Regions from separate parts of the Homo sapiens genome. Here all the other regions are linked to region 2. A link is an interaction called in ENCODE POLR2A ChIA-PET data of the cell type or tissue named here. Cell type or tissue: HepG2. All regions are shown on one strand. Links, peaks and the distances in the headings refer to the core of each region. The heading gives the core; the rest is flanking DNA. Region 1 holds the start of OXLD1 (oxidoreductase like domain containing 1). Region 2 holds the start of LOC105371929 (a long non-coding RNA gene). Region 3 holds the start of MCRIP1 (MAPK regulated corepressor interacting protein 1).

Region 1 (8,891 bases), core at 1-8,000, 61 kb before region 2:
GATTGATGTATTATGTCTCCCTAAAAAGTATAAAAGCAACATGTGTCCACGTTGGGCACATGTTGCCAGGACCTCCTGAGGCTGTCACAGGCATGTCGTCAACCTTCGCAAAATAACCTTTCCAAACTTATTGACCACTAAAGAACTCATCCCTGTAACCAAAACCTGCCTGTTCCCCAAAAAGTATTGAAATAAAAAATAAATAAATTGGCCAGGCATGGTGGCTCACACCTGTAATCCTAGCACTTCAGGAGGCTGAGGTGGGCAGATGGCTTGAGGTCAGGAGTTGGAGACCTGCCTGACCAACATGGCAAAACCACGTCTCTACTAAAAATATAAAAATTAGCCAGACGCTGTGGGGCACGCCTGTAGTCCCAGCTACTTGGGAGACTGAGGCAGGAGAATCGCTTGAACCCGCGAGGTGGAGGTTGTGGTGAGCCGAGATCGCGCCACTGCACTGCAGCCTGGGCCACAGAGCAAAACTTCATCTCAAATAAATCAGTAAGTAGATTCATTGAGGCCTGTCTCAGATACTTTTGGTTTATAGCTCTCACTAACTAAACAACTCATGAAAACTAAGCAGTTGGCCGGGCACAGTGGCTCATGCCTGCAATCCCAGCACTTTACAGGGCCGAGGCAAGTGGATTACCTGAGCCTAGGAGTTCAAGACCAGCTGGGTGATATGGCGAAACCCCGTCTCTAGTAAAAATACAAAAAATTAGCTGGATGTGGTGGCACGCGCCTGTAGTCCCAGCTACTTGTGTGGCTGAGGCAGGAGAATGGCTTTGAACCCAGGAGGCGGAGGCTACAGAACTAAGCAGTCCGCGGACTTGCTTTGGGGATCCTGGGTACCAAAAATATGGACCTGGGTCTTTGGGCGACTTGGTGGGGAGTGGCATCCCACGAGCACAGGATGAGGAATCTTACTTCGGGAATTCTTGCTGAGAAAAGTGCGTCGGCAAGGCCGCCCAGCAGAGAGGAATTCATTCACCGGCTCAGGTTGTCTTAGATAATAGGGTAGCTGTAGATTACATCTTAGGTGAGCAGGGAGGACCACATAAGGTTGCAAATCCCACATCCTGTACTTACACACATGAATCTGCAAAGATTAAAAACCCATGTAGGTGACATTAGAGAACAGGCCACTTGGTTATGGCAGGTTTCCCTGACTGCCACTGAGAACTGTTTTCTTTCCTTGTTTTCTTAGATTTCTTATGGAATAATCCACATTTTCAGGATTGCTAAACTTAGGCATGTCAGCCTTGCTAATTTTTTTTTTTTTTTAGGCGGAGTCTCGCTCTGTCACCCAGGCTGGAGTGCAGTGGCGTGATCTCAGCTCACTGCAAGCTCCGCCTCTCGGCTTCACGCCATTCTTCTGCCTCAGCCTCCTGAGTAGCTGGGACTACAGGCGCCTGCCACCACGCCCAGCTAATTTTTGTATTTTTAGTAGAGACAGGGTTTCACCATGTTAGCCAGGATGGTCTCAATCTCCTGACCTCATGATCAGCCCGCCTTGGCCTCCCAAAGTGCTGGCTTTACAGGCGTGAGCCACCGCGCCTGGCCGGTTTTTTTTTTTTTTCTTTTTGAGATAGAGTCTTGCTCTGTCACCCAGGCTGCAGTGTAGTGGCATAATCTCAGCTGACTGCAACCTCTGCCTCCCAGGTTCAAGCAATTCTGCCTCAGCCTCTCGAGTATCTGGGACTACAGTTGTGTGCCACCATGCCCCACTAACTTTAGTATTTTTTTTTTTGAGATGGAGTCTTGCTTGCTGTCGCCCAGACTGGAGTGCAGTGGTGCCATCTCAGCTCACCGCAACCTCCACCTCTAGGTTCCAGCAATTCTCCTGCCTCAGCCTCCTGAGTAGGTGGGATTATAGGCACCCGCCACCGTGCCCAGCTAATTACTGTAATTTCAGTAGAGAAGGGGTTTCCCCACGTTTGGCCAGGCTGGTCTCAAACTCCTGATCTCAGGTGATCCACCCACCTAGGCCTCCCAAAATGCTGGGATTACAGGCGTGAGTCACCACGCCTGGCCACGTCCTGCTGCTCTTACCAACTCCCCTGGGAGCTGCGGCTGAAGGAGCTGGAAGGACTGGTTCCAGGTAGTGCTTGGGCCACTGAGGGCTGATCTGCAGCCCCTGCCAGGCTGGTGGAAGGGCACCCGAGGACCCCTGCCAGGGATTGATGGCAGCTGGACAGATGGGCACTTCCAGGCTGCCTGTGGGCTTCTGTGCCTGCCAAAGGCTTTGCCACAGTGACTCAATGAGATCAGATGGCCTTCCCTCTGCTGCACGCTGAGAGCAACCAGAGCAGGCCTTTGCCAGGACTTGGGGGAAGGTGGGACCTGGCCTGGAAGGGGCACTGGGGTCACTGTCATTTGACTGTTCAACGAAAAGGGGTCCTATTTATTGAGTCAGAGTTTCACTCTCGTCACCTAGGCTGGAGTGCAGTGGCATGACCTCAGCTCACTGCAACCTCTGCCTCCTGGGTTCCTCAGCTTCCTGAGTAGCTGGGATTACAGGCGCCTGCCACCACACCTGGCTAATTTTTGTATTTTTAGTAAAGATGGGATTTCACCATGTTGGTCAGGCTGGTCTCCATCTCCTGACCTCATGATCTGCCCGCCTCAGCCTCCCAAAGTGCTGGGATTACAGGTGTGAGCCACCACACCCGGCTGGGGGTCTTATTTTCACCACACTCGGCTGGGGGTCTTATTTTACCCTCATGGCAGGGTGATGGCTGCAAGAGCTCCGGAGGTGCATAATGCCGACCTGGACCTGCTCGCTTTGAAGATGCAACACAAGCCTTACGGACAACCACACAAAAGCCTCCTGTTGAGGCCAAATCAGCAGCCATTCTGGTTGGCAGACATACTGCCAAAAAAACCACCCCCAAAACAAAAACCTCCTGTGAAACCACCATAGAGAATTTATTTTTTTCTCAGGTGAAGTCAGTAACTAATTCTTCCTATTCCCGTTGGACACAAGGAGTCTGTGAGGGGGTGTGAAGGAAGGAGGCTGCGGCTGCGTCCTGGACTCCGTCCTGCGGTAGGGAGTCCAGCAGGGATGGCTCAGCCTCCGCACCTGGTGTGCAGCCGGATCTCCATCCTGAGGAAGGCCTTGAGGTTCTCATCAGCCACGTGCTCCTCCAGGGCAGCCAGGGCCCGCTCCCCACCGTCCTGGAAGTGCTGCAGCAGCCTGTCCGCGTACTCCACCCACACGCAGTTGGGGCAGCCACTCATGCAGCAGTTTGTGGGCGGCTGGAGCTCAGGTGGCAGCGATGCCTTGGGCGGCCTGGTGCCGTCCGCACCTGCTTGGGAGCCCACCTCTACGTGGTCTGTCCCGAATTTTCTGCGCCCATCAGGGGCTTGCGCTCCGGGATGGTGCCTTTGAAGAAAGCTGCCACCTCCAGGAAGCCTCTGGCAGCAGTCCGGGCTGGAGAACCGGCGAGCCCCCTGAGGATGCAGACAAACATGTGACTCTCCAGGAAGCTGGTGAGGCCCGGTCTACCCCCAGCAGTGAGGACATTTCAGCTCTCCTGTCATTGGGCAACTGGCTCCATGTCCTCAGCTTTTTCACTTCCTGTGACTTTAGACATGTTATTTCACCTCTCTAGACTCAGTTTCCCCACTGTGCAATGGAAGTCATGGGTATGACACGGTGTGATTCACAAGAAGTGCCAGGATCAGGGCCTGGCGCCGGGTGTGCACTCAAGCACATGGTGGGGGGTGGGGGAGGCACTCGACACCTCCAGCTAAGATGGCTGCTCTGTGGACACCAGTATGCGAGAGGTGTAACCCTGTAAGCTCCTGGCCAGCCCAGCACCTCTACCAGTATAACCAAGCCCCACCACCTCTGAGGGACCAACCGGAAGAATCGCACCACCCTTTATCCAAGTTTCCCTGTCACAAAGCCCAGGCCTCTCAGGCCCCTCTCATCCCAGCGTGAATGTCCTATAGGCAGTCTTCCGTCGCTGCCCTGCTCTATCTACCCAGGATCACGGACTGACACGCTACCAACTTCACTTATTTAACTAGTCCTGCGAGGGGCATCATCCGCTCCATGTCCACGGCCAGTCCCCAGAGCCCAGGAGGGCTCGCACACAGGCGCTCGGCAGATACTGAGAAACAGGAAAGTGGCCGTTCACCGGGCTGCTTCCTCTCCCAAGGCTAAGCGGCCCCTCCACAGATTCCGGGGCGGGGACTCGGTAAGAGCCGATGGAGGAGAGGAGCGAGGGGTCCTTCGGCGGCGGCCAGCGCGCGATCCTCCCGGCTCCGTCCCCACATGCGGGTGGAGGGGCCGGGGCTCCTCCCGGTACGTGCGGGCCCCCGGACAGCGGCCTCTCGGACGTGCCCTTCGGCGCTGCCAAGACCCGTCCTGGTACTTGCCGAGCCACGGACCGCGGCGGCTACCGCCCGGCCTCCCTCGACCACCCTCCGCAGCAGCATCGCCCGCGGACGGGATCCGGCAACCCCTGACCGTGAGCGGCGGGCGCTCCGGCCAATCCCGGACCTTCAGGAAGTCGCGCCGCTCCAGCCAGCGTGAGGCTGAGCGCAGGAAGCGGAAGTGCCGATCGGTGGGGCGGAACCATGCAGGAAGGCGGAAGTGGCTTCGCTAGGGAGCCTCCCGGCGTGGAGATGGCGGGAGCTGGTCGCGGAGCAGCGGTGTCCAGGGTGCAGGCGGGTCCTGGGAGTCCCCGGCGAGCGCGGGGGCGGCAGCAAGTGCAGCCGCTGGGGAAGCAGCGCCCAGCCCCGTGGCCCGGGCTTCGCAGGTGACTGCGCTGCCCCGCGAGGCCGCCACACTTCCCCAGAGAAGGGGACGCCTTGAAGGCTCCGCCCGGGACCCCCTAGGGAGCGTTCGCTCGGACCCCTTCCCCAGGTCGGGCTCAGTGCCCTCCTCTGTCTGTGCCCGCGGCCCACGCTCCGCCAGGATCGGTTGAATGAATGGAGGCGCGAGCGAGTCCTTGGTTTTGCCTTTCCCGCGTCCCAGTGTCCCGTCTTTGTGGTTCTGGACGAGGTCAGGGCGGAAAGGCCTCCTGGGCTTTCGGAGTGCCTTTCGGCCTCGCGTCCCGTGAGGAAGGGGTTCAGGGACAGCCACTGAGTGAGACCGAGAGGAAAGATCCCTGCTCCCTGGACTGCTGGACCGGCTCGCACCACAGAAGCCAGATGTGGCCCCTGTATAGATAGATTCTTTTTTTTTTTTTTTTTTTGAGACGGAGTCTCACTCTGTCGCCCAGGCTGGAGTGTGGAGTGCAGTGGCGCGATCTCGGCTCACTGCAAGCTCCGCCTCCCGGGTTCACGCCATTCTCCTGCCTCAGCCTCCCGAGTAGCTGGGACTACAGGCGCCCGCCACCACGCCCGGCAAATTTTTTGTATTTTTAGTAGAGACGGGGTTTCACTGTGTTAGTCAGGATGGTCTCGATCTCCTGACCTCGTGATCCGCCCATCTCGGCCTCCCAAAGTGCAGGGATTACAGGCGTGAGCCACCAAGCCCGGCCAGCCCGTGTAGATTCTATTGCCAGACCCAACTATTGTTTCTCTTACTGATTCTGCTTGTGCTTTACTTGGGACGGGTCTCACCCCCGTGTTCTTTCTCCCAGCAAAGAGAAGAAGAAAGTGAACTGCAAGCCCAAGAACCAGGACGAACAGGAGATTCCTTTCCGGCTCCGGGAGATTATGAGGAGCCGCCAAGAGATGAAAAACCCGATCAGTAACAAGAAGAGGAAGAAAGCAGGTGTGTGCAGGCCCATACTGGGCGGCAGTGAAGCTTTGTGTGTCTCAACCCGCCCAATCGCCCAAATACTTCAGAACGTTTCAGGCAGAGGAAATATGCCAAGACCCGGTGCTCAGAAGGTGGGGGAGCGTGGCCAAAGCTAAAGCAGTGGCTGGCAGCTGGTGGCGCTGTGGTTCCAGACGAGGCTTGGAAGGAGGCTGTGGGGTGGGCGGGGAGGACCCGTTATGGGGCCTCAGGATCCATGCTAAGGAGCGGCGTTTTTTTCTCCCCAAAAGTAGCGAAGATTCATCAGAGTTTTTAGCAGGGCACGGCCAATTCATGTTTACTCTAAGCAAAAAAAGGGTCACCGAGCGATGATGGAGTGAGGGAGAGTGGACCTGGCAACTGGCGGGGCTACTGCCAGGGAGAAGCCATGATTCTTGGGACAAGAGTGCTGAAGCAATGGTAGAGAGAAGTGGGTGGAGTCAGGAGCTGAAGGAGGAAATTCCATCAGGCCCCTCTGAGAAGTCTTGCCTTCCTCCCCCAAGTCTGGGTAGGGTGTCCACATGTCCACCGCTGCAACCCAGAGGTAACACTCTGGGCATGTTGGGAAACGGAGTCCACTGTGTGTATATTTTGCTTATAGACACATTTCTCTTCCCAAACGTGGCACTGGTTTTACAGCAAAGCTGTTTTATAATTTGTGTATAAACTGTAGGCTTCTTGTTGGGGGTTATATGGCTGCCAAAGGGATAGTGAGATAGAGGTGAGGAAGGTGCAGGGAGGAGGCGCACTGGCCTGGGTAGCACATGGCACGTTCTGAACCGTGCTGCATTGAATTGGCACCTTTGTTTGTTTGTTTATTTATTTATTTATTGAGATGGAGTCTTGCTTCCTCGCCCAGGCTGGAGTGCAGTGGCGTGATCTGGGCTCACTGCAACCTCCACCTCCTGGGTTTAAGCAGTTCTCCTGCCTCAGCCGCCTGAGTAGCTGGGATTACAGGTAACGCACCACCATACCCAGCTAATTTTTTGTGTGTGGTTTTTTTTTTTTTTTTTGAGACAGTCTCCCTCTAGCCCAGGCTAGAGTGCAGTGGCACAATCTCAGCTCACTGCTACCTCTGCCTCCCCTGTCCCAGTTCCAGTGCAAGCAATTCTCCTGCCTCAGCCTCCCGAGTAGCTGAGATTACAGGCACACGCCACCAAGCCCAGCTAATTTTTGTATTGTTAGTAGAGACGAGGTTTCACCATGTTGGCCAGGCTGGTTTTGAACTCCTGACCTCAAGTGATTTCCCCACCTCAGCCTCCCAAAGTGCTGGGATTACAGGTGTGAGCCACTGTGCCTGGCCTTTTTTTTTTTGGAGACAGAATATCGGCTCACTGCAACCTCCACCTTCCAGGTTCAAGCAAGTCTTGTGCCTCAGCCCCCCCAGTAGCTGGGATTACAGGCCTGTGCCACCATGCCCGGCTCGTTTTTGTATTTTTAGTAAAGGCTGGGTTTTGCCATGTTGGCCAGTCTGGTTTCGAACTCTGGCCTCAGGTGATCCGCCCACCTCAGCCTCCCAAAGTGCTGGGATTACAGGTGTGAACCACCATGCCTGGCAATATGCATGTCTTCACATATTTATGAACACAACCACCTGCCTGGCACTGTCCGCCTCCTGTGTTCTACACTCGCCCGGGGTCCTGCGCTTGCGTTCTCAGTGGATGTCATAGGTCTGCCCACGTTTCTTTTTTGAGATGGAGTCTCGCTCAGTCGCCCAGGCTGGAGTGCAGTGGCGCAATCTCGGCTCACTGCAAGCTCCGCCTCCCGGGTTCACGCCATTCTCCTGCCTCAGCCTCCCGAGTAGTTGGGACTACAGGCGCCCACCACCATGCCCAGTTAATTTTTTCTGTGTTTTTAGTAGAGACAGGGTTTCACCGTGTTAGCCAGGATGGTCTGAATCTCCTGACCTTGTGATCTGCCCATCTTGGCCTCCCAAAGTGCTGGGATTACAGGCATGAGCCACCGCGCCCGGCAGGTCTGCCCACGTTTCTCTGTGTAGCTCCACTGGGCTTCTTTCGGCAGCTGTGCAATGGAGTCTGTGGGTGATCAGAGGAGAATTCATTCAACCAGCCACCTAGGGGTGGACATTAGGTTGTTTCTGCTTTCCTTTTTCAGCTGTGCTGCAGTGGACATCTGTGACAGGTGCCATTGGGCTGGGGGGTCACGTCCCCGGGGATGCCGGGCCGGGCATTCTACATCCTCTTCAGCTGCTGTCGTTGGGGTGCTTCCAGCCAGCCTGGTCTTCCCTTCCTGTGGCTTTGGGAGGGGAAATGAGCATGGGTCACCTGCCTGCCACTGTCTGCCTCCTGCCTCCTCTGAGGCCTCCCTTTGTCCTCAGCCCAGGTGACCTTCAGAAAGACATTGGAGAAGGAAGCAAAGGGAGAGGAGCCCGACATCGCAGTCCCCAAGTTCAAACAGAGGAAGGGGGAGTCTGACGGGGCCTATATCCACCGCATGCAGCAAGAGGCCCAGCATGTGCTGTTCCTCAGCAAGAACCAGGCCATCCGGCAGCCAGAGGTGCAGGCAGCTCCCAAGGAGAAGTCTGAGCAGAAAAAAGCAAAAAAAGCGTGAGTGGAGGCGGGAGGGGGAGGGGTCTGCCCTGGGAGCCGGAGGGAAGACATTGGGTTCCCATGACGGCCCTCTGCAGGTACCCTGTTTCATAGCCATGGGGCAGCCTGGATTCAGGGAGACCAAGCCAGAGCCCTGGGAGTTGGCGAGTCGGAGCATCCAGCTGGGAGCCAGTGAGGGTGTGGCCTCCAGGAGGCTGCGGAACCTGGGAACTCTGCGGAGACCTCGCTTGGTCCTTGCTTTCACAGGAAAAGCACCAGAAAGCCCTAGCCCTGTGGGAATCAGCCCTGAGGGGGTCGGTCTGAGGGTGACGTGCCCAGGGGTTCTGTTTCCATTAGAACAGAATGTCTCTCGTCCAAGAGACTACACCTTCCTAATTCTCTAAAAGCTTTGGCCGAGTACAGTGGCTCACGCCTGTAATCCCAGCACTTTGGGAGGCTGAGGCAGGTGGATCACGAGGTCAGGAGATCGAGACCATCCTAGCCAACACGGTGAAACCTTGTCTCTAATAAAATACAAAAAAAAAAATTAGCCGGGCGTGGTGGTGCATGCCTGTAATTCCAGATAC
Region 2 (10,074 bases), core at 852-8,851:
CCAGGCCTGGCAGTGGGCCACCACAGGGCAGGGTGCAGAGGGTGGGGTGGGAGAGGAGGCCAGTGGGCAGGGCTCCTTACCCACCCTCCACAGAAGCCACAGCTCCCCAGGTCCAGGGCACAGGCCCAGGGTGGGGGTAGGTCAGAGGGGATGTCAGTCCTGTGGTTTCATGGCCCTTAACCCACAGGCCCTGCAGGCCACCTGGTCCGAAGGCCAGAAGCCAGTCAGTTTCACGCTTGGGGGCCAGGGAGAGATCTGGACCCTGCTGAGTCAGCATTTCAGCAGTCACCTGCTGAGTCAGCAGTCATTTCCGTGCTTTTTTTTTTTTTTTTTTTTTTCTCTCCTTTTGGATGGATTTTTGCTCTGTCACCCAGGCTGGAGTGCAGTGGTGAGGTCTCAGCTCACTGCAACCTCCACCTACCAGGTTCAAGCGATTTTCGTGCCTCAGCCTCATGAGTAGCTGGGACTACAGGTGCACATCACCAAGCCTGGCTCCTTTTTGTATTTTTAGTAGAGACGAGGTTTCACCATGTTGGCCAGGCTGGTCTCAAACTCCTGACCTCAAGTGATCCACCCCCTTCAGCCTCCCAAAAGTTCTGGGATTACAGGCATGAGCCGCCGCATCCAGCCTCCATGCATTTTTTTAAGTGACTTCATAGTTTACAAAAAGTTACACAATAATCATTTATTGTCAAGAAATTTCAACAAGGATGCCAAGACAATTCAGTGGGGAAAGAAAAGTCTATTCGCCTGGCGTGGGGGCTCACACCTGTAATCCCAGCACTTTGGGAGGCCGAGGCGGGTGGATCATCTGAGGTCAGGCCAACATGGTGAAACCCCATCTCTGCTAAAAATACCAAAAAATTACCGAGGCATGGTGGAGCACACCAGTCCCAGCTACTCGGCAGGCTGAGGCAGGAGAATCGCTTGAACCCGGGAGGCAGAGGTTGCAGTGAGCCAAGATTGCACCACTGCACTCCAGCCTAAGCTAGAAGAGCAAAACTGTCTCAACAACAACAACAAAAAAACTTCTGTGCTTTAAAGGACACTATCAGGAAAGCGGGAGACAGCCCGCATAATGGGAGGAAATCTCTGTAAATCGTATCAGATAAGGGACTACAGTCTAGAACATATAAGAAAACTCTTACAAGAAAGAAAGTTGTTAATGGCACAGGATGGGAAAGAAGGTATACAAATGGCCAATAAACACAGGAGACACCACTCGGCATTATCAGTTGTTAAGGAAATGCAAATCCAAACCACCACAGATGCGGCAGCATCCACTAGGCTAAAATCAAAAGGACAGAAACTGAGCAAGTGTTGGTGAAGCTGTGGAGAAATGAGAACCATCCAGCGCTACTGGGAATGGAGGGTGGTGTGGCCGCTGTGGAATAGAGTCTGGCAGTTCTTCAAAGTGTTAAACACAGTTACCATCTAACCCAGTAATTCCACGCCTCTGTACGTACCCAGGAGGAAAGAAAACATGTATTTATAGAAACTTGGACACAAATGGAGATGGGCGTGGTGGTGCGTGCCTGTAGTCCCAGCTACCCAGGAGTCTAAGGTGGAAAGATCACTTGAGCCCCGTAGTTCAAGACTAGCCTGGGCAAGTTAGTGAAACTCCATCTCTACGAAAATTTTTAAGTATTAGCCAGGTGTGGTAGCGCACGCCTGTGGTCCCAGCTGTTCGGGAGGCTGAGGTGGGAGGATCACTTGAGCCCAGGAGGTGGAGGCTGCAGTGGGCTGAAATTGTACCACTGCACTCCAGCCTGGGCAACAGAGTGAGACCCTGTCTCAATAAACAAAGAAGCAAAATGAAAATGTAGGGCCGGGTGCGGCGGCTCACACCTGTAATCCCAGCATTTTGGGAGCCTGAAGCGGGAGAATACTGAGGTTAGAAGTTCAAGACCAGCCTGACCAACGTGGTGAAACCTTGTCTCTACTAAAAATACAAAAAATTAGCCGAGTGTGGTAGTAGGCACCTGTAACCCCAGCTAAGGTTGAGGCAGGAGAATCGCTTGAACCCGGGAGGTGGAGGTTGCAGTGAGCTGAGATCGCATCACTGCAGTTTAGCCTGGGTGACAGTGCGAGACTCCGTCTCCAAAAAAAAAAAAAAGAAAAGAAATGTAGCATTTAGGAGCACATACTGAGGTGGTAAAACAAAAAAGGGGAAACAGTCCCCATAAAGTCAGAAGGGTGTGGGTTGGGAAACCTGTAACTGGGAGGTGGCACCAGTGGCTTCTGGAAGCTTCTGGAACACTGGTTCTGCTCCCCACTATGGCCTGAGCGTCTGCCTTATCATCAATCACTTGGCTCTCCATATTTTCTTTTTTTTTTTTTTTTTTTTTTTTTGAGACGAAGTTTTGCTCTTTTTGCCCAGGCTGGAGTGCAGTGGTACGATCTCCAACCTCTGCCTCCCGGGAGGTATGATCACTGCAATCTCTGCCTCCCGGGTTCAAGCGATTCTCTTTTCTCAGCCTCCCAAGTAGCTGGCATTACAGGCATGCGCCACCATGCCCGGCTAATTTTTGTATTTTTAGTAGAGACAGGGTTTTGCCATGTTGGCCAGGCTGGTCTCGAACTCCTGACCTCAGGTGATCCACCTGCCTTGGCCTCCCAAAGTGCTGAGATTTTAGGTGTGAGCCACCACGCCCAGCCTGAAGCTCATACTTTAAAAATATTTTTTTGTGTGTGGCCGAGGGCAGTGGCTCACTCCTGTAATCCCAGCACTTTGGGAGACTGAGGTGGGCCGATCATCTGAGGTCAGAAGTTCAAGACCAGCCTCACCAACATGGAGAAAGCTCGTCTCTACTAAAAATACAAAATTAGCCGGGTGTGGCGGCCCATGCCTGTAATCCCAGCTACTTGGGAGGCTAAGGCAGGAGAATCACTTGAACCTGGGAGGCGGAGGTTGAAGTGAGCCAAGATTGTGCCACCGCACTCCAGCCTAGGGAACCACAGCGAAACTCCATCTCAAAAAAAACAAAAAATAACAATAATTATTATTATTTTTGAGATGGGGTCTCGCTTTGTCACCCAGGCTGGAGTGAGATGGCACAATAATAGCTCACTGCAGCTTGAACTTCTAGGCTGAAGCGATCCTCTGGCCTTGGCCTCCCATAGCCCTGGGACAGCAGGCATGAGCCATGGCCCAGCTGGTTTTCTGAAGTTATGGAGATTTTTATTGCAGTCTCGTACCCGCTACACTTTTGTGAACCGCTGCATGCACGTCTGAAAAGAACACGTGTTGTCTCTTGGTTACACAGCTTAATTTGGGTATTCATGACTTTTTGATTAGGCATGCTAATTGTAATGTGCAAATCTTCTTTTTTTTTTTTTTTTTTTTTTTTTGAGGCAAGGTTTCGCTCTTATTGCCCAGGCTGGGGTTCAATGGCTCGGTCTAGGCTCACTGCAACCTCCGCCTCCTGGGTTCAAGCAATTCTCCTGCCTCAGCGTCCCGAGTAGCTGGGACTACAGGCACCTGCCACCACGCCTGGCTAACTTTTGTATTTTTAGTAGAGACGGGGTTTCACCATGTTGGCCAGGCTGGTCTCGAACTCCTGACCTCAAGTGATCCGCCTGCCTTGGCCTCCCAGACTGCTGGGATGACAGGTGTGAGCTGCCATGCCCAGCCGTAATGTTTAAATCTTCTATGTCCTTGCTTGGTTATGTTGAGCCAACCTTGTAAATTCTGAGATTGCGTGTGAAAGGTTCTCCCTGTGGTTCTGGATCTGTCCAATCCTCTGTGCACCTCACAGTCCTTCCTGACGTGATCCAGCTCCGTGTCTGCGCTTGCCGCTTTAGTCTCAGGTAAACATCTTAGTGGCACAGAGCCCACCAGTCTGCCCAGACAGGGGAGAGGCGGGTGAGTGGTGGCAAACCATGTGACCCAGTTCTTTTTTTTTTTTGAGATGGAGTTTCGCTCTTGTCGCCCAGGCTGGAGTGCAGTGGCATCATCTTGGCTCACTGTAACCTCCACCTCCTGGTTCAAGTGATTCTCCCGCCTCAGCCTCCCAAGTAGCTGGCATTATAGGCATGCGCCGCCATGCCCAGCTAATTTTATATTTTTAGTAGAGATGGCATTTCACCAGGTTGGCCAGGCTGGTCTTGAACTCCTGGCCTCAAATGATCTACCCACCTCCACCTCCCAAAGTGCTGGGATTACAGGCATGAGCCACTGTGCCCGGCCTCCATGTGACCCAGTTCTGATGGCAAGACGTGAGGAGAGATGCCCTGGGAGCCCTGATGCAGTCCAGCCTCTGTGGACACACTTCTGATGGTCACACAGTTACGTTTGGCAGACCATTCTTTTTTTCAGTGATGGAATATTCTTCTAGGTCCTATGTAATCATTGTTGTTTTCACTTCTATTTTGTCTGATGTTAATATCACCGTACCTGCCTTATGTTCTACCTTTCCGGGTCATTTTGTTTTGGGTGTGCATAAATACTCATGTGGCAATTCAGGCCGGACGCAGTGGCTCGCGCCTGTAATCCCAGCACTTTGGGAGGCCGAAGCAGGTGGATCACTTGAGGTCAGGAGTTCAAGACCAGCCTGGCCAACATGGTGAAACCCCGTTTCTACTAAAAATCAAAAATTAGCTGGGCATGGTGGCGCGCACCTGTAGTCCCAGCTACTCGGGAGGCTGAGACAGGAGAATCACTTGAACCCAGGAGGCAGAGATTGCAGTGAGCCAAGATTGCACCACTGCACTCCAGCCTGGGCTACAGAGCTAAACTGTCTCAAAAATAAATAAAGTAATAAAATAATAAAATAAATAGTCACGTGATGCTTCAGGTCATCTGACATCCTGCCCCCCACCCCTTAGTAAAATGCCTGCTGTTTTATTCAAGCAGCTACCACCCCACCCCAGTCCTTGGGCCTCAAGGGCACCAGGGCCTGACCCCAGCTCCCAGCATGAATAGGGTTGGTTTAAACCAGTCGGCATGGCCCACAGTGACTGGTTTAGGCATGGGCCTGTCACCCACACTGGGCCAATGATATGTAAGATGTTTATTGTAGCTTCCGGGATGGAAACTTCTCTGCCAGCTTGTGGGTTGGGCAAGGACGACACTCCGGGCCCTACCGGCGGAAGCTCTGCTCCTGTCGTGCGTGGACCACGCAGCAAATGGCCTTGGAGGCTGCTGGCAGCCATCTTGTGACCATGAGGCAAGTCAGCGCAGGCCGAAGCTGACGACGCGAAGACAATGAGGAGAGGGAGAAAGAGCCGATCTTTGGTGTGTATTGGCTGTGACGTGCTGCCGCCTCTCTGGAGACCGGGTTCATTATACTTTTCCTGGTATCTTCTCATGTTTGCTCTGCTGGCTTTGGGCCCGAGTTTTACCTCCTGGGTGTATTGTGTGTGCCTGTTTTGTGGTGTTGGTTTTGCTCCTGGGTTTGTTGACCCTTGGGTGTCTGCTCTTTTTTTTTTTTTTTTTTTTTTTTGGGACAGAGTCTCACGCTGTCACCCAGGCTGGAGTGCAGTGACCTGATCTTGGCTCACTGCAGCCTCTACCTCCTGGGTACAAGCGATTCTTCTGCCTCGGCCTCCTGAATAGCTGGGATTACAGGTGCCTGCCACGGCTAATTTTTTTACTTTTAGTAGAGATGGGGTTTTGCCATGTTGGCTAGGCTGGTCTTGAACTCTTAACCTCAGGTGATCTGCCCACCTCCGCCTCCCAAAGTGCTAGGATTTATAGGCATGAGTCACCGTATCCAGCATTTTTTGCTTGTTTGTTTGTTTTGAGACGGAGTCTCGCTGTGTCACCCAGGCTGGAGTGCAGCGGTGTGATCTCGGCTCACTGCAAGCTCCGCCTCCCAGGTTCACACCATCCTCCTGCCTCAGCCTCCTGAGTTGAGTATCTGGGACTGCAGGCGCCCGCCACCACGCCCGGCTAATTTTTTTGTATTTTTTAGTAGAGACGGGGTTTCACCGTGTTAGCCAGGATGGTCTCCGATCTCCTGACCCGGTGATCCACCTGCCTCGGCCTCCCGAAGTGCTGGGATTACAGGCGTGAGCCACCGCACCTGGCCAGCTCTAGCTGGTTTTACGGGTGAATTTTTACCAAACATTCATGGAACAGAAAAATCCGTGTCTTGAAATTTTCACAGAAGGCTAGCATGATCTCAACTCCAAAATGAAAATTAAGACACATCTGTTTCATGACTGTAGATGTAGAAAGCCTAGATAAACTATTAATAAATTGAAGTCAGCTGCATATAAGAAATGTCAGACCTCATGATCACGTAGGGGTTATATCAGAATTTCAATGTCAGGAAACTAACTAATGTTATCTGCATGTTACATTAAGAGTAAAGGAGGCTGGGCGTGGTGGCTCACGCCTGTAATCCCAGCACTTTGGGAGGCCGAGGCAGGCGGATCACCTGAGCTCAGGAGTTCAAGACCAGCCTGGCCAACATGGTGAAACCCCGTCTCTAGTAAAAATACAAAAATTAGCCCGGCATCATGGAGTGTGCCTGTAGTCCCAGCTACTCAGGAGGCTGACGCGGGACCCTCGCCTGAACCTGGGAGGTAGAGGTTGCGGTGAGCCAAGATCGCACCATTGCATTCCAGCCTGGGCACGAAGCGAGACTCCGTCAAAAAAAAAAAAAAAAATTAAAGAATAAAATTTCTGCAGGCATCTCAACAGCTACAGAAACAGCATTTTGTGCAATTCAATACTGATTTGCAGGGGCCAGGGGTCATGGCTCATGCCTGCAATCCCAGCACTTTGGGAGACCAAGGCAGGTGGATCCCTTGGGCTCAAGAGTTCAAGATCAGCCTGGGCAATGTAGCAAAACCCCATCTAAAAAAATAAGAAAATATTAGGCAAGCATGGTGCATATGTGCACAGGGCGCACACCTGTGGTCCCAGCTACTGGGGGTCTGAGGTGGGAGGATTGCTTGAGCCCAGGAGGTTGAGGCTACAGTGAGCCGTGATGGTGGCCCTGGACTCCAGCCTGGGCAACAGAGTGCAACCCCGTCTCAAAAAAGAAAAATACTCATTTGCAACTTTTATTTTTTTAATTAAAAAAAAATTTAATTTATTTATATTTTTGGGGACAGAGTCTCGCTATGTCACCCAGGCTGCAGTGCGATGGCATGATCTCAGCTCACTGCAACCTCCACCTTCTGAGTTCAAGTGATTCTCCTGCCTCAGCCTCCTGAATAGCTGGAATTACAGGTGACCGCCACCATGCCTGGCTAATTTTTGTATTTTTAGTAGAGACGGGGATTCACCATGTTGGCCAGGCTGGTCTCGAACTCCTGACCTCGTGATCCACCCATCTCAACCTCCCAAAGTGCTGGGGTTACAGGAGTGAGCCACCGTGCCTGGCCTCATTTGCAATTTTTAAAAATTGCTTTGCAATGCCGGGCGCGGTGGCTTACGCCTGTAATCTCAGCACTTTGGGAGGCCGAGGTGGGCACATCATGAGGTCAGATCGAGACGATCCCGGCTAACACGGTGAAACCCCATCTCTACTAAAAATACAAAAAAAAAAATAGCTGGGCATGGCGGCGTGTGCCTATTATCCCAGCTGCTGGGGAGGCTGAAGCAGGAGAATGGCGTGAACCCGGGAGGCGGAGCTTGCAGTAAGCTGAGATCGCGCCACCGCACCCCAGCCTGGGTGACAGAGCAAGACTCCATCTCAAAAAAAAAAAAAATTGCTTTGCAACCTAGTAGTAGAAGAACAATTCCTTGATCTGATAAAGAGCATTCCCTTAACAAGATATAGCAAAATTTAAAACCCGTGAATTATAGAAAAGATACACATTTGATTATATAATATTTTTAAAAATATGCATGGCACAAGACTCTATAAACAAATATACACAATGGAAGCCATGGTGGGAGGTATCGGCCAGGGCCACGTCTGAGTCCTTGGCAGAGCTGGGTCACGCAGTGAAGAGCTGGGAGGGGCCTGGACAGGGCAGCAGTGGGTCAGGTTTGGGCTTAAAGAAGACGTCCCAGCTGGTGGTTCTTCAAACAATTAAACATACAGTGGCCGTGCAACCCAGCAATGCCACTCCTAGGTGAGGACCCAAGATAAATGAAGACGTCCGGCCAGGCGCATTGGCTCACACCTGTAATCCCAGCACTTTGGGAGCCTTAGACAGATGGATCACTTTCAGCTCAGGAATTAAAGACCAGCCTGGGCAACACAGGGAGACCCTGTCTCGTTAAAAAATACAAAAATTGCCAGGCGTGGTGGCTCATGCCTGTAATCCCAGCACTTTGGGAGGCCGAGGCAGGCGGATCACCTGAGGTCAGTAGTTTGAGACCAGCCTGATGAACATGGTGAAACCCCGTCTCTACTAGAAATAGAAAAATTAGCTGGACGTGGTGACTAACACCTGTAATCCCAGCTACTCAGGAGGCTGAGGCAGAAGCGCTTGAACCTGGGAAGCGGAGGTTGCAGTGAGCCGAGATCACGCCATTGCACTCCAGCCTGGGCAACAAGATGAAACTCCATCTCAAAAAAAAAAAAAAAAATTAGCTGGGCATCGTTGTCTTGTGCCTGCGGTGCCAGCTATTCTGGAGGCTGAGATTGGAGAATCATTTGTGCCCAGTGAAGCAGAGGTGGCAGTGAGCCAAGATCATGCCACTGCGCTCCAGCTTGGGTGACAGAGTGAGACTCTGTCTCAAAAAAAAAAAGAGTCTACATAAAACATTGTGCGCGCCTGTGCATAGCAGCACATCCATAATCACAGAGAGGCGGAAACAGCTGTGTCCATCAACAGAGGTTGGTCACACAGGGGGTCCTGTGCCCAATGCAGTGGACTCTTGGGCCTTAGAATGAAGTTCTGATCCACACGGCAGCACCGACGGACCTTGGGCACTGTGCTGTGTGAAATAAGCAGACAGATGCTGTGTGGCAGCACTTACAGGGGCATCCTGAGCGACTTTGTGGAGACAGCTCTTAGGGCTGGGGAGGGAGGGATGCGGGAAGGGGGCGGGAGCTGGAGGGTGGAGGGCTCTTTCTGAGATGAGGAAATGATCTAAAACTGCCTGCGGTGACGGCTGCACAGCTCTGAAGATGCAGAAACTCGCTGAGCTGGACGCATTCTGAATTGTGTGGTATGTGAATTATGTCTCAGTAAAGCCATTAAAAAAAAACACCCAGGAGCCAGGCGCAGTGGCTCATGCCTATAATCCCAGCACTTTGGGAGGCGGAGGCAGGCGGATCATCTGAGGTCAGGAGTTGGAGACCAGCCTGACCAACATGGTGTAACCTCGTCTCTGCTAAAATACAAAAATTAGCTGGGTGTTGTGGCGGGCACCTTTAATCCTGGCTACTTGGGAGGCTGAGGCAGGAGAATTGCTTGAACCTGGGAACGGGAGGTTGCAGTGAGCCAAGATCGCGCCATTGCACTCCAGCCTGGGCGACAGAGCGAGACTCCGTCTCAAAAAAACAAAACAAAACAAAACAGCCAGGCAACCAAGTAGACAATGGAGGGAGGGGGTGACAGCTGAGGACGCCCATTGTCTGCTGGTGCTCCAGGCGGTGCTCCCCACTCCCAGCCCAGTCGCCCCCTGCTCCTGGCCTGGATTTGAGGCCTAGAGAGACACCTGCCCTCCCCCGGATCCGTGCCCCGCAGAAGTGCAGTCTTGGTGCCCAAATGTGCGCCCGCTGGGGCAGAGGAGAATCCGCGGGGCCTGAAGCAGAATCGCGCCCTCCCCCCAACCTGCCGGCTGCCCGGGCGCTCCCCATGGGCCCAGACGCAGGAGACAAAGGAGAACATGGGGGTTCAGGTATGCACTGGGGCGCAGACAGGGCCAGGCAAGACAAGAGGGCAGGGCTGCCGGGAAGGACGAGTGCCTCGGGAGCCTCTCTGCAGGTGAGACACAGGTTGAAGCATTGACTGATTTGTTCTCTCGCAGTGAGGCAGGAGAGGAGGGAATAATTGGGGTGACCCAGGGTTGAGGCGTGAGCAAGAGAACAGCAAAGGCAGCTGGTTCTGGGTAACACTGGGCCTCACTCCTATGGTAACAAGACAGTTTCCACTTCAGCCTCTGATTGGCTGTGAGCCAGTCCTTCATAAGGAGTCACCAGTTGGAGGCCTCTAAAGGGC
Region 3 (10,074 bases), core at 939-8,938, 110 kb after region 2:
ACAGGCTGTGTCCTCTAAGTCTTCCCAGACACGAAGAGCCCTTCCCACCTCTCCCTACTTCTTCCTCCAGCTTAGGGACCCCCAGGGCCTCACACTGCCCCCCCACCCCCCGACCCTGCACACATAGCCCCAGGCTTTCCTGGATGTGCCAGCAGTTCCAAGAGGCCAGGGGCCTGCTGTCCCCCTGGAAGCACAATAAACGGTTCTGCAGCTCATTCAGCCTCACTGCCTCCTGGGGCCCTGCCAAGGAGCTGGGTGCCCAATTCTGACCCAGAAGGAATTTTCCATTAAAAATCAAGTATCTGTGCACAACCTATGACCCAGCCATTCTGCTCCTAGGTACACACACCCAAGATGCGTACAAGGACAGCTGGAGAATTTCACTCGTAATTACCCAAAGGGAAGAGCCACCGCAGAAGGGTAGCAATGCACACCTGGCCTATTCCCATAAGGGAATCAGCAGCCAGAGGGGGCACCACAGCCCCCACGCAGAGACGGACACCAAGCACAAGAGCAGGACCTGAGGGGCCACAGACAGGCCCTGGGACACATGGAATGGGAGGAAGCTGCAGAGGGCCGAGGCATGGACATAACTGGAGCCGGGGCCAGGACGGTGCCTGTGAGGGCAGGAAGGAGCCATCCACGGAGAGGGCTGGAGGTCAAGCAAGCTCTGAACCAAGAGGTCACCATGGAGCCACAATAAGGCCTCCAACAACCTCAGCGGGGCGGCCTAGCATAGTGAGGCACACAGCTGAGGGGGGAGGGCAGGAAGTGTGGCTGGCAGGCAGCTCAGCCCTAGCTCAGGCCTGGTGGGCAGCAGGCTGGTGTCTGGCTAAGCAGAGGGAACCCTGAGGCACAACATCCATGCATGGGGTCCCTGAGGTGGTGGATGTGGAGGGACCCAGGACCATAGTGGGTGAGAGTGAGCAGGGGACAATGGCACAGGCCCAGAGAAGCGCCGGGGGCAGCCGGAAAAGACCCAGCACACGGCAGACGGCCACCTGAGGTGGCAGCCCCTGAGCCAGCAGGAGACTGACACCTCAGCTGCCCAGGTAAAGGGGAGTGGCGGCCTGACCGAGGCCGACCACAGGTGAAGGGTGGGAGGGAGGGGCTCCATTCAGCCCAGAGAGACAGCCCCACTTCAGAGGTCTCGAGACCCCATCCAGCCCGGCCCCCTGCCTTCATCCCACCTGGGCCACCACCAGGGTGACAGCAGTAAGGGAGGGTCAGGCGATGCCTCGGTCCCGTTTTCCTTCCCTCTTTCTGTCAGAATCAAGACCGAGCATGCCGATGTCCCGGCCACGGCCCCGTACTCCTCAGTCGCTACACCACACCCCACTGCCTCTGAGAGTTTTCTTTCATAGTTTTCATATTTTAACATCTTTGAAACTGGGCTGCGCCTGACAATTGCTAACACGTCAGAATTTAACCAATGGTGGTTTTTATTTCTCAATGTACTGTAAAATATAGCGCAGCTCACAATGGCTGGGGTCTCACATGGGAGGACCCTCGATGACACTCTCCTGGCCCAGGACCACCCTTCCAGAGCCCCTCAGGCTACATGGTCTTTAGGTGTTTTCTCCCCTTCCCCTCAAAGTCTTCCACATCCCACGCCACCCCACCCCACCCAGTGCTGGGACAACCTCCAGTTCCAGACACCCAGCATCAGGACAGGTGGACACAGATGTCTACATGATCTTCCTGAAACCCTATCCCCAAGTCACTTAGCACTAGGGTGTCACCCAGGCCCTCTGCTGCCATCAAGCCCACTGTCCAGTCCCAACTTGTTTTACCAGGTGTCACCTGCTGCTCCACTCCTGCCCCAACAGCCTTTGCCACAGGACTACCTGCCACCAGCCACACAGAGCACAGGCCACCTGCAAGTCTGTGCATTCTGCAGGACGTGACTGCCTGCTTCCGTGGCCGTCCAGCCTACAGGGCCTGGCCTACTGGGCTGCAGGTATTCCCCTGCTCTGGGGCCCCGGGCAAGCTCCTCTGAGCCTCAGCATCCTCATTCAAAGTGATGCAGCCCACAGGTAGGCTCGCCTGCTCCAATAGGGACGGAAGCACAGCCATGGAAAGCCAGCAGCTCAGTGAGGTCTCTGTGGCTCCTTATCCAATACGATGATGGACAGGACAAGCATGTGCTGTATGGTTCAACTGGATGCTGTTAAGAATGAAAGGGGCTGGGGCCAGGCGTGGTGGCTCACGCCTGTAATCCCAGCACGTTGGGAGGCTGAGGTGGGCAGATCACCTAAGGTCAGGAGTTCGAGACCAGCCTGGCCAGCATGGTGAAACCCCGTCTCTACTAAAAATACAAAAAGTAGCCAGGCGTGGTGGCAGTCGCCTGTAATCCCAGCTACTCAGGAGGCTGCGGCAGGAGAATCGCTTGAACCCGGGAGGCAGAGGTTGCAGTGAGCCAAGATCACGCCATTGCACTCCAGCTTGGGGGACAAGAGTGAGACTTCATCTCAAAAAAAGAAAAAAGAAAGGGGCTAGATGTGGTGGTAATCCTAGCACTTTGGGAGGTCAGGAGTTCAAGACTGGCCTGGGCAACATAGAAAGAGCCCCATCTCGACCAGGTGCGGTGACTCACGCCTGTAATCCTGGCACTCTGGGAGGCTGAGGTGGGCAGATCATAGGAGGTCAGGAGTTTGAGACCAGCCTGGGCAACATGGCAAAACCCCATTGCTACTAAAAAAAAAAAATACAAAAATTAGGCCAGGCGCAGTGGCTCATGCCTGTAATCCCAGCACTTTGGGAGGCCAAGGTGGAAGGATCATCTGAGGTCAGGAGTTCGAGACCAGCCTGGCCAACATACAGTGAAACCCCATCTCTACTAAAAAAAAATACAAAAATTAGCTGGGCGTGGTGGCACATGCCTGTAGTCCCAGCTACTTGGGAAGCTAAGGCAGGAGAATCGCTTGAACCCAGGAAGCAAAGGTTACAGTGAGCCGAGATTGTGCCACTGCACTCCAGCCTGGGCAACAGAGCAAGACTCTGTCTCTCAAAAAAAAAAAAAAAAATTAGCCAGGCATGGTGGTATGCACCTGTAATTCCAGCTTCTCAGGAGTCTGAGGCAGGAGAATCGCTTTATACCCAGGAGGCGCAGGTTGCAGTGAGCAGAGACCATGTCACTGCACTCCAGCTTGGGAAACAGAGACAGAGCAAGACTCTATCTCAAAACAAACAACAAACAAACAAACAAAAAAGGGCCCCATCTCTGCTCTCTGCCCTCAAAAAAAAAAAAAAAAAAAAAGAACGAAAGGGATGCTGTTGATTATCAAGAATGAAACAACTCTTCTGGGTAAACTGGAATGTAGAGTCAGCCCACTCTTAGGAAGGTGGAGGCCCAGAAAAGCACTGGGGACTGAAAGAAGAGACTGCCACCAGCCACAGCAAACACTTGTCGGGCTAAGGGCAGGGCAGCCACCACGCTGGGCCCTTACACACATTGCCCACATCCCCACAGCTGGACCAGAAAGATACCCTGAGAACTTCCAGTTCAGCGCTGAAGGAGCCTGCCACCAAGCAGCGGTGCCCCTCCCAGGGCCTCCGGGGCCACAGCATTTGGGGCTCAGCCCGAATGCTGCAGCTGGCCTGAGCCTCCCAAAGTCTGCCTCCACTCTGCCTGCACCCTACAGCAGGTTTCTGGACTCCCTGAAAGACCCACTCCCTACTGATACCCATGTGGCTTTGCTCAGAGACTGGCCCTCCCTCCAGATAGGGAGGGGAGTCGCATTGGGTAGAACTATGTAGAACCTTCCTCCTCCAGGGGACCCAAGGGCTTTAGAGACTTCCAGGTGGGGAGGGGACAGAACCCCAGTCTCTGGCCTCCCAGTCCCAAATTCTTTCCCCCACACAGCCACATGCCTAAGAACAGGCCATGAGGTAACACTCCAGCAACGTGACAATAGTGAGGTTCCAGAGTTAGAATCAGTGACGCCATCGCTAGTCACCATGCTCCTCCGGAGTTTCTGAGATTCAAAGTTTCTAAGACTCCACTTTCTCTTCGTGTTCTGTGTCTTTTTCAGCCAACGAGGCTAGAAAATGATCTATTGCCCAAGCAGGCGCACGAGGATACGGCTGTCACAGCTGCCACACTGGCACCTCGTGGTCCCTTGAAGACCGCCCAGGGAAAGCCTCTAAGCGCTGCACCACCTCCTCACCCTCTCCCCTGGGTGGTGGCAGCAACAGCCTGAGCGTGTGCGCCCTCCTCCCCATCCTGATCCCACTCAAACCACAACCTCCCCTGACTCGCCCCAAATCCAGCCCTGTTGGCTCTTCCTTCACGTCCCACTTCCCACCCTCTCTACACGTTCTCGCCACATCCCACCCAAAGTCCACTCACTGGTCCCTGTTTACACCTCAGGGCCTTTGGTCAAGCTGTCTTCTCTGCCCAAAACTATCCTACTCATCCTTGGGGATCCAGCTGAAAGACCACCTTCCTGCGACGGCTACCCAGGGGCAGGAGGGAGAGAAGCACAGCCCGTGCCCCGTATGGCTCCCGCCCCCGCGGTCACAACCACCGCCCAGTGAGTGCCTAGAAGGCAGGCGGAGGCCCCGTTCTCCCCGTTAGGCCCAGCATCACCGCCCGGGGAGACGGGAAAGAGGGCAAGGCCGAAAAATGGACAGAAAAAGAATGCGGACGGCCGGGCCCGCGGCGCTCCGAGAATCGGAGGCATCCTCAGGCACGGTCCCTCCAGGAGACCGGGAAAGCGGGGCTCTGTCAGCCCCAAAGCCCCGACGGCGGCAGAAGGCTGGCCCGCTGCGAGCGTCCGGCGGCGCTGGGTCCCCGGCACCTGCCCCTGCCTGGGCGGGAAAGGCGCTCAGTCCGAGCCGCGCCCTCCCCACGCGCGCTCCCAGGCGCCCCGCGGGCCGCGCCCTCCTGCAGGTGCCGGGCGGGGAACGCGGGCCCCTCCCTCGGACCCCGGCTGCCCGGCCACTCCCCCGCGCCCGGCCCCGCCCGGCCCTGCAGGGCACCCGCGGCCGCGCGGCGACACCAGGGCGGGGCCCAGCCGCGCCCGCCCCGCCCCGCCCCGTCCCCGCCGCCCGGCGCCGCACCCGCCTCACCTCGCCCCGACCCGCCGCCACCGCCTCTTCCAGCTGGGAGGCCCCGCCGGAAGTGACGCCACCGCGGGCTGCACAGGCGCAGGCGCAGCGCGCTCTCACGTGACCGCCCGGCTGGCGGAGGGCGGGGGCGGCCGGGATTCCCGTGCGGGGTTGGGGCTCGTGGCGGAAGCTCCGGACCTCCCTGGCCCGAACGGTGAGCGCCGCCGGCCACTGGGAGCGGCCAGAGCCCAGTAATCAGGACACCACCACAGGGACCACGTGTGTAGACCCAGGCCCCCTCACCTGGGAGTCACGTTTATTGAAAAAGTAAAAAGTGTCACAGTAAAAAATTCACCTGGGGACAAAGCCAGGCCTAGGAGGGGTGGCGGGGTCGTGGAGGGACGGGTCCGGCCGCCCCTGGCCCACGGGTGGGGCACGTGCTGGCCCATGGGCGACGCGCGGCTTCTCCAGGGAGGCGGCCCTGGGCGCGGGGGCGGGCGGGCAAAGCTGGCTCAGTCCATCGTGGTCCCTTTGAAGAGCTCCACCAGCTCCTTGTAGTCCGGGTCGATGAGGTCGGAGGGCAGGTCGCCATCGTCGTTGGTTGCATCCCTGTCCGCTCCCAGGGAGATAAGGTACCTGGGGTGTAAAGGTCGCTCTGGCTGAAGCGGGGAGGAGCCAGGAGAGTGCTCGCCCCAACCCGGGTCAGAGGGCCAGAGTCCTGGGGTCACCTGTGTGTCCCCCACCTTGGGGTCCTAAGGTCCGGGTAGGGTGAGGAGGAAGAAACCTGACCCTTTGGAAGCTGTGGCCAGCTTTTCAAGTTGGTTCTATTGAGGACAAAGGCAGAAACAGGATTCCAGAAGCCTCTAGGGTTTGCAGGGTTCTTTTTTTGTTTTTTTTGTTTTTTGAGACAGAATTTCGCTCTTATCACCCAGGCTGGAGTGCAATGGCATGATCTCGACTCACGGCAACCTCCACTTCCCGGGTTCAAGTGATTCTCCTGCCTCAGCCTTGAGTAGCTGGGATTACAGGCGCGCGCCACCACGCGTGGCTAATTTTGTATTTTTAGTAGTGAGAGGGTTCTTGTCACGAACTCCTGACCTCAGGTGATCCGCCCACCTCGGCCTCCCAAAGTGCTGGGATTACAGGCGCAGGCGTGAGCCACCGCCCCCAGCCTCTAGGGTTCTTGCCGACACCACCCGGGCTACATTTTGGGGCTCCCATCCTGGGGACCCACTGAGGCCCGGAGGGGTCGGGTTCAAGCCTGTGTAGACCCAGGGCCCCCTCACCTGGCTATGTCAGGGTACCCATCGCTGCAGGCAATGTGCAGGGGTGTCCAGCCCGCCTCATCTCGCTGGTGAATGTCAGCCCCGTATTTGACCAGCAGCTTCACGCATTCCAGGTTTCCAGAGAGCACGGCTTCATGCAAGGCGGCCAGGCCTGGGCAGGGAGGACGGGAGGGGTCAAGACTGAGCCCCAGGTCAGGTCCTCCTTGCTGGCCTCTCCCACCACCCCACAGGCCCTGGCCAGCTCTTCCAGGCTTTGCTCACCTGAGGGGTGGATGGTGGCCAGGGAGACTTTCCGAGTCCGGATGAAGCGCCCCACCTGCTCCAGGTCACCCTGCCGGATGTGGTCCAAGAACAGGACATCATTAGGGAAACGCACGCTGCGATCAGCCAGCATCCGCCGCCGCCGCTGCCGTGGGCTGTAGCGGGCATAGCGGGCAGTTCTGCTAGGCATCTTGGGCGCTGTGGGGCAGGTTGCCCCTGGGGACCCTACTGCACTGGGGTTAATAATGTATCCGGTCCCGACCAGATCAGCTTGAGGGCTCCTGTCGGACGAGCCCCGGCCTCTGACTTGCTTATATAGGGCTCAGGGGCTATATAAAGCTGCACGGTCATCCTCCCCGGCGCGAGGGGCTGAAACTGAGCTGCACCCCCGCCCCGCACCCCAGATCATGTTTAGTGACTCATCTTTCAGCCCATCTGTCACCGTGCCCGGCCAAAGGGGTCAGATCATTCCTGCCTGTCGCTCCCTGCCCCACAGCTGGACCTAGAAGGTGCCTTACCGAGGGCAGGAGGAGGCACCGGTGCAGAACCCATGAGATAGCTAGGAACGCGAGATCAAGGGCACAGTAGGTACCAAGGTCATTGGAAGGGCTTTTGCTCTCTACCTCCTGGAAAGTGAGGGGCGGCCACCCCCTCCACATCTGCAGAAGCACAGGTCCACCGTGCTGTGGTGAAACAGGCCTTAGCCCCTCCATCTCCCTACCTGTCAGTTTTCACCTTCCAGCGTGGCTTGCCTCACTCTCAGTGGTTTTCCCAAAACTACTCTGATGGCCTAGGCAGGCGGATCATGAGGTCAGGAGATCGAGACCATCCTGGCTAACACGGTGAAACCCCGTCTCTACTAAATATACAAAAAATTAGCCGGGCGTGATGGCGGGCGCCTATAGTCCCAGCTACTTGGGAGGCTGGGGCAGGAGAATGGCGTGAACCCGGGAGGCGGAGGTTGCAGTGAGCCGAGATCGTGCCACTGCACTCCAGCCTGGGCGACAGAGCAAGACTCTGTCTCAAAAAAAAAAAAAAAAAAAAAAAAAATGACTCTGATGGTGCTGCTTCCTGCTCAGAAACCCCGCAGGCATCCTTGGCTGGGATCTCAGTGCCTCAGGCTCCTGCTCAGTCAGTCCTGCGACTTTTCCTCCACGTGCCTGGCTCCCCTGCCTCACACACCTGCAGGGGACAGGGTATTCCCTACACACTCATGGGTTCACCCTGCATAGTGTCTCTGCATTCCAGGTTTGACACACATACTCACACTTAAGGTGGTGTCCAGTTTGCTCTCCACGTTCAGGGACCATCACACCCTGGGTGGTGTGCTCTCTCTGCCCCGGCCCCTGTGATCTTACCTCTAGAAGCACAGCCAAGGGAATTTTTTTGTTTGTTTGTTTGAGTCAGAGTCTCACTCTGTCGCCCAAGCTGGACTACATTGGCGCAACCTCGGTTCACTGCAACCTCTGCGTCCCGGGTTCAAGTAATTATTTTGCCTCACCTTCTCGAGTAGCTGGGACTACAGGGGCATGCACCACCACGTCTGGCTAATTTTTGTATTTTTAGTAGAGACGGGGTTTCACCATATTGGCCAGGCTGGTCTCAAACTCCTGGCCTTGTGATCCGCCCGCCTCGGCCTCCCAAAGTGCTGGGATTACAGACGTGAGCCACTGCGCCCAGCCAAGGGAATTTTTAAAACTCGTGTTCCAACAGGCTCTTCATTGCTGGCTGCCTTTACTTTTGCAACAGCCCCAGTGGAGGTCCAAAGTAGGGCTTGGACTACAGGACATGAGCAAGTGGATGGGATGGGACACAGACACAGAGTTGACCAGGGAGGTCTTTGTTGTCAGGGACAGCGATCGATTGTGCTAGGAGCACTGCAGCACTTGAAGCTGGATGGATGAGTCTGCCGGGGCTGTCTTCACAGACCACAGACTGAGTGGCTTAAAAAACAGATGGTTGGCCAGGCGTGGTGGCTCAACCCTGTAATCCCAGCACTTTGGGAGGCCGAGGCAGGTGGATCACCTGAGGTCAGGTGTTCGAGACCAGCCTGACCAACAAGGTGAAACCCCTTCTCTACTAAAAAATACAAAAATTAGGCCGGGCACGGTGGCTCATGCCTGTAATCCCAGCACTTTGAGAAGCCGAGGCGGGTGGATCACGAGGTCAGGAGATTGAGACCATCCTGGCTAACACAGTGAAACCCCGTCTCTACTAAAAATACAAAAAAAAAAAAAAAAAATTAGCCGGGCGTGGTGGCGGGCGCCTGTAGTCCCAGCTACTCAGGAGGCTGAAGCAGGAGAATGGCGTGAACCCGGGAGGTGGAGCTTGCAGTGAGCCGAGATCGTGCCACTGCACTCCAGCCTGGGTGACAGAGCAAGACTCCATCTCAAAAAAAAAGGCCAAGCGCGTTGGCTTACGCCTGTAATCCCAACACTTTGGGAGGCCAAGGCAGGTGGATCACGAGGTCAGGAGATCGAGACCATCTGGCTAACACGGTGAAACCCCATCTCTACTAAAAAATACAAAAAATTTTCTGGGCATGGTGGCAGGCGCCTATAGTCCCAGCTACTTGGGAGGCTGAGGCAGGAGAATGGCGTGAACCTGGGAGGCAGAGCTTGCAGTGAGCCAAGATCGCGCCACTGCACTCCAGCCTGGGCGACAGAGCGAGACTCTGTCTCGGGAAAAAAAAATACAAAAATTAGCTGGGTGTGGTGGCAGGCGCCTCTAGTCCCAGCTACTCGGGAGGCTGAGGCAGGAGAATTGCTTGAACCCAGGAGGTGGAGGTTGCAGTGAACTGACATCACACCACTGCACTACAGCCTGGGGATGGAGCAAGACTCCGTCTCAAAAAAAAAAAAAAAAAAAAGACGGTCCGTCCCAGAGCTCTGGAGGCTGAAATCTGGGATCCGGGTTTCAGCAGGGCAGGTTCCTCCTGAGGCTCTGAGGAGCGTCTGTCGCAAGCCTCTCCCCAGCTTCTGGTGCCGCCAGCAATCCTGGTGTCCTTGGCCCTAGCAGCATCGCCACGATCTCGGCCTTCATCTCCATGGTGTTCTCCCAGCCTTTGTCACTGTTCACATCACCCCCTTGTATAAGGACACCAGTTATAGTTGGGTATTGCCTCATCTTAACCAGTGACATCTGCAAGCATCCTGTTTCCAAACAACGGTCACATTCTGAGGTCTTGAGGGCTAGGACTTCAACGTTAATTAAGGAGACACATGAGTCAACCCATAATGCTGGTAAAACCCTGCAGGTGGTCACTAAAGGCCTGAATGAGGACAGAACCAAGACTGGCCAGCAGCTCTTTGCAGGGGCAGAGGAGAGCTGGGCCACCAACAGCCTCGCATCATTAGGCTGATCTGCATCCAACGAAATCAAATCAGCAAACATATTAGACACCTCTAGGTGCAAAGCCTTGGCCAAATGCTATGGGAGGGCTGGGCACAGTGGCTCATGCCTGTAATCCCAGCAC

The links. Peaks named below come from ENCODE experiments on the same cell type or tissue, not always from the same donor. Only the 100,000 strongest peaks of a DNase experiment are listed, where the experiment ranks them.
Region 1: POLR2A ChIA-PET joins it to region 2 with 10 read pairs; 7 of 35 experiments call an interaction of 5 or more read pairs at or near these places.
Region 3: POLR2A ChIA-PET joins it to region 2 with 18 read pairs; 21 of 35 experiments call an interaction of 5 or more read pairs at or near these places.

The regions. Positions count from the first base shown.
Region 1 is chr17:81,662,132-81,671,022 of GRCh38, forward strand. OXLD1 (oxidoreductase like domain containing 1) reads right to left here and starts at 4,474. Exons shown (of 2, transcript NM_001039842.3): 1 at 4,387-4,474; 2 at 2,905-3,453. The coding sequence starts at 4,446. The coding sequence ends at 3,070. It overlaps CCDC137 (coiled-coil domain containing 137), which reads left to right and starts at 4,606. Exons shown (of 6, transcript NM_199287.3): 1 at 4,606-4,769; 2 at 5,598-5,731; 3 at 8,094-8,322. The coding sequence starts at 4,636. It also overlaps a transcript of PDE6G not described here. RefSeq lists enhancers at 1,350-1,984, 3,400-3,509, 3,670-4,591, 4,592-5,513 and silencers at 4,170-4,489, 4,690-4,839. In HepG2, for the core only: a CTCF peak has its summit at 5,896 (motif pointing right); DNase peaks (open chromatin) are centred at 3,720, 4,175 and 4,550; H3K4me3 peaks cover 2,476 bases.
Region 2 is chr17:81,722,408-81,732,481 of GRCh38, forward strand. LOC105371929 (a long non-coding RNA gene) reads left to right here and starts at 8,908. Exons shown (of 3, transcript XR_935049.2): 1 at 8,908-10,074. RefSeq lists enhancers at 60-601, 9,685-10,074 and a silencer at 7,745-7,964. In HepG2, for the core only: no CTCF peak of the experiment used is centred there; DNase peaks (open chromatin) are centred at 5,144, 5,264 and 5,677.
Region 3 is chr17:81,828,165-81,838,238 of GRCh38, forward strand. MCRIP1 (MAPK regulated corepressor interacting protein 1) reads right to left here and starts at 5,127. Exons shown (of 5, transcript NM_207368.5): 1 at 5,074-5,127. PPP1R27 (protein phosphatase 1 regulatory subunit 27) reads right to left here and starts at 6,886. Exons shown (of 3, transcript NM_001007533.4): 1 at 6,600-6,886; 2 at 6,339-6,489; 3 at 5,328-5,688. The coding sequence starts at 6,789. The coding sequence ends at 5,565. RefSeq lists enhancers at 3,077-3,590, 3,591-4,104, 5,131-5,644, 6,158-6,670, 6,671-7,183 and silencers at 4,746-5,305, 5,416-5,535. In HepG2, for the core only: a CTCF peak has its summit at 5,234; DNase peaks (open chromatin) are centred at 4,110, 5,147 and 5,667; H3K4me3 peaks cover 1,840 bases.